Regions from separate parts of the Homo sapiens genome. Here region 1 is linked to region 2. A link is an interaction called in ENCODE POLR2A ChIA-PET data of the cell type or tissue named here. Cell type or tissue: Panc1. All regions are shown on one strand. Links, peaks and the distances in the headings refer to the core of each region. The heading gives the core; the rest is flanking DNA.

What was found. Peaks named below come from ENCODE experiments on the same cell type or tissue, not always from the same donor. Only the 100,000 strongest peaks of a DNase experiment are listed, where the experiment ranks them.
Region 1: POLR2A ChIA-PET joins it to region 2 with 7 read pairs; 2 of 35 experiments call an interaction of 5 or more read pairs at or near these places.

Annotation. Positions count from the first base shown.
Region 1 is chr15:43,504,598-43,516,382 of GRCh38, reverse strand. It overlaps a transcript of TP53BP1 not described here and a transcript of MAP1A not described here. Among named protein-coding and RNA genes, the nearest start is that of MAP1A, 7.1 kb to the left of the region's middle. RefSeq lists enhancers at 5,074-5,293, 5,734-5,853 and a silencer at 5,394-5,553. In Panc1, for the core only: a CTCF peak has its summit at 4,621; DNase peaks (open chromatin) are centred at 5,482 and 6,030; H3K4me3 peaks cover 2,094 bases; H3K27ac peaks cover 805 bases.
Region 2 is chr15:43,195,487-43,198,301 of GRCh38, reverse strand. It overlaps CCNDBP1 (cyclin D1 binding protein 1), which reads right to left. Exons shown (of 11, transcript NM_012142.5): 11 at 1,125-2,815. EPB42 (erythrocyte membrane protein band 4.2) reads left to right here. Exons shown (of 13, transcript NM_001114134.2): 13 at 838-1,075. The coding sequence ends at 1,000. Among named protein-coding and RNA genes, the nearest start is that of CCNDBP1, 11 kb to the right of the region's middle. In Panc1, for the core only: no CTCF peak of the experiment used is centred there; no DNase peak of the experiment used is centred there.

The DNA of each region.
Region 1 (11,785 bases), core at 4,533-7,032, 310 kb before region 2:
AAATAGTCTGTGCTCTCAGCATCCCCCATCCCCCCTTAATTGCAGCCAGAGGAGAGGAGGAGCTGAGTCACTAGTACTCTTGGGGGTTGAGGGGACAAAAGGGGAGCAATCCTTGCTTAGATCCGGGGATGCAAATCTGCGACAATGGCAACAACCCCGTTTGGGTAGAAGCGGCCATCTGCAGAGATACACAGGGAAAACCAGGCTGAGTTCTGAGCATCACAAAAGGGAAATACCCCTCTTCTGCAACTTCATCGTTCTTATTTCCTCCCACCTCAAGCCTTCTATCTCCTCCCTGCTTTCTAGGGCTTTCTGGAGTGTGTTAGGAGGGAAACTTAAGTAGACATTTAGTTTACGAACAAAATAACATTTCCCAGACCAATACAGAGCCCACCCATATTCTCAGCTGCCACCCCCAAGGGCCACACCCTGGGCATGGTGCCAACTCACAGTGGAGTTTTCCTTCAGCCTTCACCCTCTGAACAGCTACCCACCACAACCAACTCTCCACCTGCTGTATTCCTAGGCTCTGCTGCAATGAAATGGTGAGATGCCAAAGAAGAAAGAGAGGCTTGAGCTGAGCTACAAAGTAAGATATGAAACCCTGGATTTGAGACTTGATCCACCATTTTACTAATCATGCTGCTAAACAAGAGACTTAACCTCTCTCAGAGCCTACTTCATAAACTATGAAATGAGTATAATATTAGTACCATCCTCCGATAATGCTGTGAGGTTTGAATTGTATAAAAGATGAAAAAAAAGCTTCTTCATTCCTAGACTTCCAAATCTGCAATGTACAAATGCCACTGGAAGTCTTTCTCCCTTTTGTGGAAGATTTCTGAGAGGTCATCTAGGTGATCAAGGAAATCATAAATCAGGATCTCAGACCAGATCAACTCTGGAGTACTCTTAGCTCCCAGGTAAACCCAGAACTAAAGATGCCTGCAGTATGAGATTTGAAGTCCTATTCATGTCCTTGCTTTCCCATTTCAGACAGCAATGCAGACCCCGGTTCCAGGGGTTAATGAGCTGCTGTATTAATTCAGGGTAACTGTTGTATTGGTAGAAGTAATAGAGCTATCACTTCCTAAGTCCGTCAGTGGAAATGGAGAGTCAGACCGAAGGCCTCCAGACTGGTCCCTCAGCCTGTATTTTTATTTATTTATTTATTGAGATGGAGTCTAGCTCTGTCGCCCAGGCTGGACTGCAATGTCATGATCTCAGCTCACTGCAACCTCTGTCTCCTGGGTTCAAGCAATTCTCCTGCCTCCCGAGTAGCTGGGATTACAGGTGTGCACCACCACCCTCGGCTAATTTTTGTATTTTTAGTAGAAGAGGGTTTCAACATGTTGTCCAGGCTGGTCTCAAACTCCTAACCTCAAGTGATCCACCCACCTCGGCCTCCCAAAGTGCTGGGATTACAGGCATAAGCCACCATGCCCGGCCCTGTGTTTTTTAGAGTCTTAGAATATTAGTTATGAATTATAAGCCCCCTTCTATTTCCTATAGGTATCCAATAGTAAAAGAATCAGAGAGTTATTGAAACTCAGTTTTCCACTGTCCTAATTGTTTCTGAATTTGTATTAGAATGCTCGGAAGATCCAGATTTTTTGTAGGGGTTAGAAAGTCACCACTGGAGAGACTACCTGGTGCAAAAATCACCTTTGAAAGCTTTTACCAGACTTGACCACTAGAAGGAGCTGGGCCACTGACTCTTTATCAGAGGGTCCCTTCTTTTCTGTGTGTGGGTATGTCAATGTGGAGGGGGCAGTGCCTAGGAATAAGTGCACTCTCCTTGTCACTGTAGGATACATTTTTGTCTGCTTTCTCAGCATTTTGGCCCAGGGCTTGAGGATAGGTGATAGGAATGGTGGCCCAGCCTGTGGGGTAGTCAAGCCATAAGGCACTAGCATATCCCCTTGAGCTCATCCCAGCTGCCTGGTCCCCTTTGCGTCCTCACTAACAGAAGGCTGGAGGGAGGGGCAGTGTCTGCAGCTGCTCTGGGCTGACTGTTGTTTGTGGGGACAGCTGAAAGAGGAGCCAGCAGGGGTGGGGCTGTGGCTGTCTTGAGCTGTGTGGGTTTTTCCAGGAAATTCTCTACTATTCTCCTGTGACATAGACAGACCATGATAAAAATGTCCAAACCTAAAAATATGCAGTATGCCAAAGTAAGCTCTGATCTAGGGTACATGGCCCTAAGCTCCTTGAGGACACCACAGACAAACTCTTTGATGGAAAGGGCCTAGTAGGTGTTTATATATCAATGCTCATTTCTAAGAAGTGCCTGAGAATAACTATGTTCTCTCTGTAAGTGTCTTCCCAAGTATCGCTGCATCTTAATCTGAAGAATGGCTAAGTACTTTGGTTTAACTTCTTTTCATTTCTTACATTATTCCAGAAAGCAGCCTACTCTCAAGTCTCTGTAGCCAAAAGGACAAGGTTAGAGCATTCAGTGTGAATTATTAACATCAGCAGATAATCCCCAAACTTCTGTTCAGTCATTAATTTCATCCTCTGTCATCCCTGTATCTGGCCTTTCACCAAAGCTCCTAGGAGTACTAAGTGGTAAAACTGCCGATTTTCATCATTAGGGATAAATGGAGGAAGCCATGACATGAGTAATTCTAAACAGAAACATTCTCAAAAGAGTGAGTAGCCTGCTTTACAGGAAGCCAGTCACATCAGGAAGATGTCAGCCTCACATATATTAATATAAAATTGCTGTATATATTCCTAGGCTAATGGAGCTTTAGTCATATTAGCCTTATTTTCTCCAACTTCCTAGCAGCATCTATAAGTATCAGTGATCAGGAAGTGATCAAAGATTTGGCAGTTAGGAGCAGTGGAAAAGGAGGAGAGATAATTAAGGAAAGGTGACTACTATACTGAGTAATTGAGAATTATCTGTATAAGACATGAATTCAATCATTCAGTTGCAGTGGCTGTTGACCTGGATGGATTTTATATTCCACTAAGCTGATGGATTGGTGTGTCAACATTTTCCAGTAACATGACTAGATGCCTAGCTCCTTTTTCTTTTTTTTTTTTTCCTGAGATGGAGTTTCACTTTTGTTGCCCAGGCTGGAGTGCAATGGCACGATCTTGGCTCACTGCAACCTCTGCCTCCCGGGTTCAAGCGATTCTCCTGCCTCAGCCTCCTGAGTAGCTGGGATTACAGGCATGCACCACCACGCCCAGCTAGTTTTGTATTTTTTAGTAGAGGCGGGGTTTCTCCGTTGGTCAGGCTGGCCTCGAACTCCCGACCTCAGGTGATCTCCCCGCCTCAGCCTCCCAAAGTGTTGGGATTACAGGTGTGAGCACTGTGCCCGGCCTTAGTTCTTTTATAATAGCATGTAGAGCTTTCCGTAGTCACCTCACAGACATCTGTCATGGAATGGTAGTGCCTAACATCTTATTTTCTCAAATCTCTAACCCACCCATTCCTCCCACCCAGCAGAATGGGAAACTGCATTATGTGAGCTTTGATCTGGGCCAAATCTCAGAGTACAACTTGATCTTGTAGCAGTAAATTCAGGAGCCCCTCCTTCCACTCTGGATTTGATGGTGCCCATCATCATGTAAGTACCAAGATTCTGCTCTGCCCTGGAGATCTGTTGGCTAAGCCGAAGCAGGAACCAGAAACCCTGAAACCTGTGCAGCCTAAATAAAAATGCTAAACAAGGGTCAAGGAAGATGAATGGGGGATTCTGGGGTGTCTGTAAAGGGAAGCAGGGAGACCCGGGGTATGCAGAAAGGGGAACACAAATGAAGAGAGTGAATTTTTGCGTGAGAGATGATTGATCACTAAGAGGAGTCCCTCATTTCTTTAGTGCATGTCAACAGCTATCCACAAACAACCCTCTTCTCAAGGAGAAGTTATGTTCTCCAGTCTCCCTCCAGTATCAAACCATGTCTGCAAAGTATATTTGGTATGTGGGGACAGCTATGGAATTCCATGATTTTCCTCCTCTATAAAGTTCCTCCCTTCTCCTCCACTCAAACCTCCCGCAAGGCCACTTCTCCCAGGGAGACTGGACCTCTGTGACCAGCTCTTACCCAAAGGACTGAAATAAAACATTAGTCCTAACCTTTGACCTCTGAGGAGAAGTGAGCTAGGTGCCGGGTAATGAAGAGTCTCAACTGTTGGTTCAAGTCAAAGGATGACAGGTCAATGTTCCAGGAGAGAATCCCTGTGGGAGAAAAACAAAGAAGGTTCTGGATAAGGTTGCAGGTTGTAGGGTGGTGAGACTGCAGGAACACTTTCAAGTTCACAGAACAGGTAAGGAGAGGGAGGGTATATGGATAGTTGCCATGATCAGCCTCAGTGATGTCTCAAAGAAAGGTGGCTAGTAATGGTGTCTTTCTCCCAGTTTACAGCTTTTCTAGGCTTTGCCTGAGCCAGAGGGAGAAGGACAGAGTTTAGACTAAACTCGGTCATTAATGAGTCTATAGGTAGGAATTTTCTTGTAAGGTTCCCCAGTTGTGGTGGAAGTGACACCTAAGGGCCTATTCCCAGATACTGAGGGCTACCTTCCCCACATTTACAGCTAAGTAGGATTCTAGGTTCGCCTTCTGTGTTCCCTTCCTTGTCCCCAGCCCTCCACAGCTTGCTTCCACCCGCAGGTGGCTCCGCAGCACTGCACCACAGCCACAGGCACAGCACTGGGGAAGGAGGTGAGGACTTAGGAGCTGGTAGCCACGAAGGTCACTTAGTGGTTGGCTACTGGCATTCAGAGATTTGAGATTTGTACGGGGCGTTCAGAAAGCTCCCCGTGCTGGTTCAGGGACCATAAAGAAGATACAGCAAGATAGGGACGTGGATTCTCCAGGGATGGTGAGGACTTTCAGGACACCTGGTCCAAAACACTGCGGTGGAGGGTGTGACCAGAGGGGCCCCAGGGGCTGCATAGAGCTCCGCTGCCTCAGGGAGACTGCGGAACGCCATGGAGTGTGCAGTAAGGATGGGCAAGCGAGATGTTAGTAGAGCGAGAGGATACGGACACATGGCATGGAAGATGCAGGTGACAAGGGCGCAGATCTCAGGAAGTGCACACTAGGGATGGAGATGCAGACGTATGCATTGGTAGTTGAATGCAGAAGGCGGAGAAGCACAGGGTAGAGATGCCTGAAGCACAGCCAGAACAGTGGCTCACCTTGTTCAAGGTGGGCCCGCACGGCCCTCAGCTGACTCTCTGTACCGATATCGCCGATCACAATTAGCAAAGAGTGCTTCTGCAGGTCCCAGCGTGCAGCCGCCACCGCGGCTCCGGCCTCGCACAGCAGCTCCGCGGGGTTCTGAGCCAGCGGTGCGCCGGGACTTCGGAGCCCCAGCCCCGGAGTTGTCTCCATGGCAACGCCGTGAGGCCGCGCAGGCTCGGCCTCGGTCTCCATGGAAACACCCGCGGAGTGTTAGTCCGGCAGCTTCCGCTGCAGGCAGAGTGCGCGCGGCTCTTAAAGGCCGGCGGCAGGTGCAGTTCATTGGCTGCTGCCTGTCAGGGGGCGTGGCACAGGCGCCGCAGGGGCGGGCCGGAGCTGGAAGCTCGTGCTCTGCGGTCTCGCCAGGCTAGAGGGTGGTGGCCGCCCCCTTCCTCCCACCACGCCCTCCCCAGTACCAGCGGGAGCTTCCACTTAGACTTGAGCGGGGGTGGGGTCTCTGGGGGACCCATTGGTGGGGCGAGGCGGTTGCCTCGGCGCCGGAAGAAGCTTCTAGTTAAGATGTATCCCTGATAAGTACTGTCTGGCAATTCCGCAGCCTCGCCCGAACTGAGGGGAGCCATCTTGTCCCTCTCTGCCTCCGAGTTTGTATCGTTGCCTCCATCTGTGTCTGTGTGTCTGTATTATCGTTGTTTGGCGTGTTTTTTTTTTTTTTTGTTTTTTGTCACTGCCTGCCTGGGTCCTGCCCGAGGTCTCCATCCTCGGTTTCCCTGTCCTTGCCCCGGGCCCTGGGAGTGCTCTGGAAGGCTGCGCAGTATTGGAGGGGACAGAATGACCTTCCGGCCTTGAGTCCCTGGTGAGTTGTTATTCTGAAGATAGCAGTTGGCTGGCTAGTTTCCATCTCTGCTGAGTGCAGGACTCGAGTGCAATGAGCTCAGACTGCAGCAAGGGGGATTTGAGTAAAACCTAGGAAAGACCTTCCCATCTTCAAGTGATGTGACAGTGAGATGGGTCTCCCTCAGGAGACTGTTGTATTACTTCCCCCCCTCCCACCCCCCGGGAGTTCTTAAAACAGAAGGAGCAGTGTTTGCACCAAAGAAGGGGTTGACAGTTCTAAGATCAAAACCAGAGGTTGGGAAAGGACTGAGGAGGCCTTGCACTGTTTTATGACTGACTGGAACATCTTTGTAAAAAAGTGCTGTTAGTCTAGCCTCCCCCATTCCTCAGTGTGTCTCCACCTACTCCACACTCCAGAGTAGTCTTTTACCCAGGATACCGAATCATTCTGTACATGTATGTATGGGAGCGCCTATCTTTCACCCTAGGGCTCCAGCAGCACTTGTTTTTTTGTTTTTTTGTTTTGTTTTGTTTTTTGGGTTTTTGGGTTTTTTTTTGTCCCGTTTGCCTTTGCTTTGGAGATAGTACAGGAAAGAAAGGAACACAGTATCAGATTCAGCAAGGCTGCCTGTGAGCCACGTTCTGATTGGGCAGTGTCTGCATGTTAAATACTTCACAGCGGCCGGGCACAGTGGCCCACGCCTGTAATCCCAGCAGTTTGGGAGGCCAAAGTGGGTGGTTCACTTGAGGTCAGGAGTTCAAGACCAGCCTGGCCAACATGGAGAAACCCTGCCTCTATTAAAAATACAAAAATTAGCTGGGCGTGGTGTTGGGCGCCTATAATCCCAGCTACTCGGGAGGCTGAGGCAGGAGAACCACTTGAACCCGGGAGGCGAAGGTTGCAGTAAGCCAGGATTGCACCACTGCACTCCAGCCTGAGTGACAGAGTGAGACTCTGTTTCAAAACAAAACAAAAAACTTTACAGCAATCCTGGTCCCTACCATGGAGCATGTGTTACAGGAAAACAGCCAGTCCACTCTGCAACCAATTTGGACATGGCCCTGAAAATCCTTTTTGCACAGAAAGGGGAAAATAAGAGTACTGGCAGAATGTCAGATGCTGGGGATGCCTCACCCTCTAGTCTCATGACTATGACACATGAGACGGTGTTCCGCTGTACCTCTGCCCCCCCCCCCCCCGTTTGTGGATCTGAATCTGGAAAAGAGCTTGGAGAGATTTACAGGCCTCCTCTTCTGCAATCAGTAAGAGTACCATGTGGAGGCAGAGAGCCAGAATAGGTTGTGGGGAGAAAGGGACAGTTTCCATAGCAACTGCAGAGATGAGGCCGCTAACTAGCACAGGGTCTCAGTATAAAGGTCAGCAGTAGTTAACCAAAGATTCTGCTTTCATCAAGTCTCACAAAGAGACTAGACAATAGATCTGAATGGTATAGGGAAGGATCACACACTGATTAGATGGTAGGGGCAGAAACTCAGCCTTGTGATCTCAGGCCCTGCTAAAATTGGGTTTTATTAATTACAGTGCAAATGTAGATTATGATAGTACTAAAATTGCTTATGTGTGCTGGATGAGTATTTTGCAGGCTCACTGCCAAAGTCTGACAATGTCACAGAAAGATTGGCTATAGGTGTCTGTTAATTATCCTCCTCTTTCCTTGGTTAACAGTATTCCAGCCATTCCACTGGGTGATGATTCCAGTATGATTATATTGTCAAAATATACGTATATATATTTAGAGACAGAGTCTTGCTGTGTCAGCAAGGCTGGTATATAGTGGCATGATTGTAGCTCACTGTAACCTCAAACTCTGGGCTCAAGTGATCCTTGCACCTCAGCCTCTGGAGTAGCTAGGATTATTTGAGACAGGGTCTCACAGAGACAGGGTCTTTGTGTGTTGCACAGGTTGGTCCCAAACTCCTGGCCTCAAGCAGTCCTCTTGCCTTGGCCTCCCAAAGGACTGGGATTACAAGCGTGAGCCACTGTTCCCAGCCCAGAAATTTTTTTTTTGAGACGGAGTCTTGCTCTCTTGCCCAGGTTGGAGTGCAGTGGCGTGATCTTGGTTCACTGCAACCTCTGCCTCCCGGGTTCAAGCGATTCTTCTGCCTTAGCCTCCTGAGTAGCTGGGACTACAGGCGTGCGCCACCATGCCCAGCTAATTTTTGTAGTTTTAGTAGAGACGGGGTTTCACCATGTTGGCCATACTGGTCTCAAACTCCTGACCTCATGATCCACCTACCTCGGCCTCCCAAAGTGCTGAAATTACAGGCATGGGCCACCGTGCCCGGCCCAGAAAATATGTTTAAGTGTTAAATTGCACATAGCACTTGTCCAAAGTGCTCTATAAAGAAAACTGGACAGGAGTGGTGGCTCACATCTGTAATCCCAGCTGTTTGGGAGACTGAGGCGGGTGGATTGCTTGAGCCCAGAAGTTCAAGACCAGCCTGGGGTACATAATGGAACCCCATCTTTACAAAAAATACAAAAATTAGCCGGGTGTGGTGGTGTGTGCCTGTAGTCCCAGCTACTCAGGAGGCTGAGATGGGAGGATCAATTGAGCCCAGGAGGCAGTGAGCCGAGATCTCGCCACTGCGCTCTAGCTTGGGCAACAGAGCAAGCCTCTTATCTCAAACAGAAAAAAAAAAAAGAAAAAAGAAAACTGTGGAGCATTAGCATCTGTGTCCCAGAATTTTATAAGCAAAGACAGAAAATGCTCTGATACATATGTATAAGACTTAGAAAGCTAAATAAAAAATTAAATACATATATGAATTATAAAGTATTTAAAAATCTATATTGAATTTAGGAAGTGTGCTATGGCAGAAGCCTGGTAGTAAAACGATGCAATTCAAAGGCCCTTCCAAGGGTGTTACCAGTGGAGGGTCTTGACTACGAGTTGTCCAGGTTCTTGGCATATTGAACAAAGAATTGGACTAGCTGGGCGCAGTGGCTCACGCCTGTAATCCCAACACTTTGGGAGGCTGAGGTGGGTGGATCACCTGAGGTCAGGAGTTCGAGACCAGCCTGGCCAACATGGTGAAACCCCATCTCTACTAAAAATGCAAAAATTAGCTGGGCGTGTTGGTGGGTGCCTGTAATCCCAGCTACTCGGGAGGCTGAGGCAGGAGAATTGCTTGAACCCAGGAAGTGGAGGTTGCAGTGAGTGGAGATTGTGCCACTGTACTCCAGGCTGGGTGACAGAGTGAGACTCCATCTCAAAAAAAAAAAAGAGAATTGGACAAAATGCACAAACAAACCAATGGAAGATGAAAGCATAGATTTATTGAAGTGAAAGTACATTCCACAGAGTGGGAGTGGGCTCGAGTAAGTGGCTCAAGGGCCCCAGTTGCACAAATCTTCTTGGGTTTAAGTACCCTTTAGAGGTTTCCTATTAATTACATCCTATGTAAATGAAGACTTGGCCTGCGACCTATTGGAGGCTGAAGTGGTGGCTTGGCCTGTGACCAATTAGAGGCTGAAGTGAAGTTACACCCTTTGCAAATGAAGACTTGGCTCCCACCAATCAGAGGCTGAAGTGAAGGCTCCCTGTCTCCAGACACTATTCTCCTGCCTCAAGGGGATTATTAGGGACCTGTGATATGCATGATTGTCAGACACAGGTAGTAGTGTTTGATGGCTATGGAGCCTCCTGTTTTGTTTCATTTAACTATTGACCCCCTGGAATGACCAAGTATGATCTTTTGGGAGCTCTCCAATTCTGTAGCTTCTTCCACAGTCTTGTCAAGCAAAATTGGCAGATATAGTGGCACACCAATGCTTTTGAACTGTGATGAAGGACCCTTGAATTGTCGAAGGTGTCTAAGGATCCACCACTGAAAGAGGAGGTTAGAAGAGGTGCAAGAGGAAGGCACTATTATAGGCTGTTTCCTTGGTTATGCACTGGAGTCAGCACAAGGCAAAAGATAGTATAAATCTCAAATGGTTTGAAAAGTATCGGCTAAGTTTAAACCAGTTAGGGAATTCTCAACCCCCAGGCCTTCATAATGTATAGTGATAAATTATCCAATAGGTAAATTAAGCACACTCTTAACAAAGTGGGAAGGGCATCTCTAAGTTTTTCTGGAAATAATTTCATATTTGGCATTTAAAGTATTAAAGTTGTCCCCATGAAAAATCAGAGCTTTACTTGCAATTAGTTGCACTCATCTTGAATTAGGTGTTCATAGGAGAGAAGAACATCATAATTCTTTCAATGCTTAAAGTCTCCATAAGATTTAAGGCAGCTCTGGCAATTCATAAAGAAAAGATGCTGGGCCTTCTCTTCTAGCCTGATGAATGTCATTAGTTTTTCTGGGGGTCTGAGCTCATTTGGCAGAACTCCAGCCCTGCTCTGCTGGATTGCATGGTTTTATCCACCAAAATATCCAAGGGAGCTGCATACAGCTCAGATTCCTTCCCTGCACTCAGTTCTGCCTGTAAAGCATTCTTACCCAGAGAGAGGCGTGTTGGATTACAGAAGTGCTGTGTCAGAGGCTTATCCTTGGCTTTTGGGGGAAATACTATGATCATAATGCATACCAGCAGCCATAGGGTCACCTCAGCCTGAACAGCTGGTTTGTCTGCAAAGGCATGGAGTAAAATAACCTTTAAAAAGGCACTGAGTAAAATAATATCTAAAAAGGTTGAGATGGGGAAGAAGTCTGCATTTATTACTATGTCTGGGCCACAGAGGAGGCCCACAATAAATATTTTTCTAATTATTATTTGTTCACATTAAGTAAATGGGCAGAGCAATGGGACTGGGTTTACCTTCCCCCTGCAGAGCATTGCAAAGGACAATGAAGAAATTTCCCCTTTTTCTTCCCTCACTTCCCACATTCTTTTATTTAAGAAAGTGATTCCCAAAAGCGAAAAAAATAATTTATCAATACCATCTTCCCTTATCCATTTCATTAGCCTGTGAAATGGAAGGTAGTGTTTGGCTGTGACCTCTGATACCATCTTTTCTTTTAATCTGAGCAAAGCTACCTCTTACTGCAGGGATCTCTTAAGGATTTTCTTTGTGGTGGTAGAGATGATGGTGGTAAAGAGGATTCAAACCTAACTATATAACTTAGTTTTCAGGCCATACCTGTGTGTGAATTATATTTTGCATCTTTTTTTTCCCCAAAGTATTCATAGAATGGAGTTATTTCCTTTCAAGGAATGCTTGGGTTGAAGAAATATTATTCCCTTTACAATATCACAAAATCACAAATACTTTGTCTTTCTTCTCATCAGTTCCTTCTCAAAGATCCTTCATAATATGCCCTAACTTCCCTTTCCAACATTACCTCCTGCAAATATCCTGTTTTTATTTTATTTTTAAAATTTTATTTATTTATTTTTTGAAACGGAGTCTCGCTCTGTCACCCAGACTGGAGTGCAGTGGCACGATCTCGGCTCACTGCAACCTCCGCCTGCCAGGTTCAAGCAATTCTCTTGCCTCACCTTCCCGAGTAGCTGGGATTGCAGGTGTGCACCAACACACCTGGCTAATTTTTTATATTTTTGGTAGAGACAGGGTTTCACCATTTGGCCAGGCTGGTCTTGAACTCCTGACCTCAGGTGATCTCTCCGCCTCGGCCTCCCAAAGTACTGGGATTACAGGAGTGAGACACCGTGCCTGGCCGCAAATATCCTGTATCAACCTTTTTATTCAGTCAGTCTGAACCACTTGCCTTTTTCTCATTCTTGTATTTTTTGTTTAGGCTGTTCATTTTTCCTTGAATACTCTGTTTTCCTTAACTCATCTAAGGATTTATTTATTTA
Region 2 (2,815 bases), core at 1-2,500:
AGCATTTTCGGCAAAGCTATGCGACAAGTCTCTAGGAAGTTCCAAGCTTTCCCACATTTTCATCTTCTTCTGAGCACTTCAAGCTGCTCCAATCTCTGCCTGTTACCCAGTTCCAAAGTCACTTCCACATTTTCGGGTATCTTTTCAGCCATGCCCCACTCTACTCATACCAATTTACTGTATTGTTTGTTTTCACGCTGCTGATAAAGACATACCTGAGACTGGGAAGAAAAAGAGGTTTAATTGGACTTACAGTTCCACATGGCTGGGGAGGCCTCAGAATCATGGCAGGAGGCAAAGGCACTTCTAACAGGGTGGTGGCAAGAGAAAATGAGGAAGAAGCAAAAGCAGAAACCTCTGATAAGCCCATCAGGTCTCCTGAGACTTATTCACTATCACGAGAATAGCACAGGAAAGACCAGCCCCCATGATTCAATTACCTCCCCCTGGGTCCCTTCCACAACTCATGGGAATTCTGGGAGATAGAATTCAAGTTGAGATTTGGGTGGGGACACAGCCAAACCATATCACTCTTCCAAACAAACTCCAATACAATTACCAGGAATTGAACCAGAAGGAAGTCACAGATGACAAAAGGAACAACAGATGTAGCTTGGAAGCCCTTAGGATGTACCTCTTCTCAACCATGCAGTTGCTCAGCATTGGGTGGCTCCTGTCTTCTATTCCTTTATAAACACTTCCATTTTAATAGCAAGGTACTTAGATGTTTATTTCTGCATGGTCCACCTCTTCAAGCAAGGAAGGATCAAAGTCACTGGGACCAGCAGAGCAATGAACCTGGGACAGAACTAGCACCTGCCTTTTCCTTTATTTCAGATTCCGTTCAGTGTGGCCTGAAAACACCATGTGTGCCAAGTTCCAGTTCACGCCAACACATGTGGGGCTCCAGAGACTCACTGTGGAAGTGGACTGCAACATGTTCCAGAACCTAACCAACTATAAAAGCGTCACCGTGGTAGCCCCTGAACTATCAGCTTAAACTTCCAGCTCTATCACCACTCTCCTGCCAACCCTTGTTCTACAATCTAAACCAAACATGTGCTAGGAAGAGAAACTTTGCGTCTCAGTGTTTGTGTTGCTATAAAGGAATAACTGAGGCTGGGTAGTTTAAAAGAAAAGAGCTTTATTTGGCTCACGGCTCTGCAGGCTGTACAAGAAACAGTGAGGGCTTCAGGCTGCTTCCACTTATGCAGGAAGATGAAGGGAGGCAACGTGAGCAGAGATCACAGGGCAAGAATGGGTTGAGGGGTAGGGGTAAGTGCCAGGTGCCAGCCTCGTTTTAACAGCCAGCTCTGGGGTGGGGGAGGGACATATAGAGCGAGAACTTACTCATTACCCCACCAATGGAACGAAGCCATTCATGAGGGATCCAAACACCTCCCATTAGGCCCCACCTCCAACACTGGGAATCCAATTTCAGCATGAGGTTTGCAGGGTTGAATATCCAAACTACATCACTTTATCAGATAAATGAGTAGTCATTCAGGTTGAAAAGGTGCTCAGATACCTTTAAGGAGTACATTCAGATTGTTCAGGTTCAGGTTTTTTGCAACCATTTTACTGCTCATTAATACATTCATTAACTTACAGATAAGGGAAAGGACCTAACACTTAAATCATTCTAATATTTCTGATGAAGTGGGATATTATCCCAAAATGGAATTTTTAGGTAATCTTAAAATTACATTGATCAAGCTGGGCTCGGTGGCTCACATCTGTAATCCCAGCACTTTGGGAGGCTGACGTGGGCAGATCACCTGAGGTCAGGAGTTTGAGACCAGCCTGGCCAACATGGTGAAACCCCATCTCTACTAAAAATACAAAAATTAGCTGGACATGGTGGTGTGCATCTGTAGTCCCAGCTACTTGAGAGGCTGAAGCCAGAGAATTGCTTGAGAACCTGGGAGGCGGAGGTTGCAGTGAGCCGAGAGTGTGCCACTGCACTCCAGCTTGGGGGACAGAGCAAGACTCCATCTCAAAAAAAAAAAAAAAAAAAAAAAAATTACATTGATCAGTGCTTTCCCTGATCATTATCCTTAAAGATCCAAACATGACTGAACGAAGTTATACAATACAGGACCTGAGAGAATAATTCAGCTAGAGGTAAGTCTTTATATTAGAGTTCTATATTCATTAAGTATCCCACAATTAAAGTCTGATGTTAATAACATGAATTTGGTCCAGTAGAGAAATATAAAAGTATATAAAAAATAGGCTCTATATGAAAGGATAAAAGAACTAGACTGTTGTACAATGTTATTATTTTGTTTATGTTATTTTGTTGCCTTGACACTCTGTCAGTTTGATTTTAGTTCCTTCCCTTCATGACACTTGTTAACAATACAAAATGGCACTTCAAAACAGTAAGCTAAAACTCATTTGGCTTAAGGAATTTCAACCCCAACCCCAAGTATACATTAGTCACTCAAAGAATGACTGCTGTTGCTGATTATACCTAAAGACAGCAGAAAGGCATATGTTATGAATTACACCTACAAAAGGAAGATGATGGGCATGAGAGGTGGCGGAGACCTGTAGGACATGCATAATGCCCTATTCAGCTCACCAGAATATACATCATTATAGATTTACACTGCTTTCCAATATGCAGTCTTCTAGACTGATGCAAAAGTATAATTAAGTGGTGATGGTTTTGCAAAAGGATGAACTGAAAAGGCCCTTAAAATTACATAAAATCTCTTACACACTAAAAAATTTTTGATTTATAAAAATTTGGTATTTACATTTGGGGACACACGTAACCAAGGACAACACAAGTATGTATAAGGAAAAT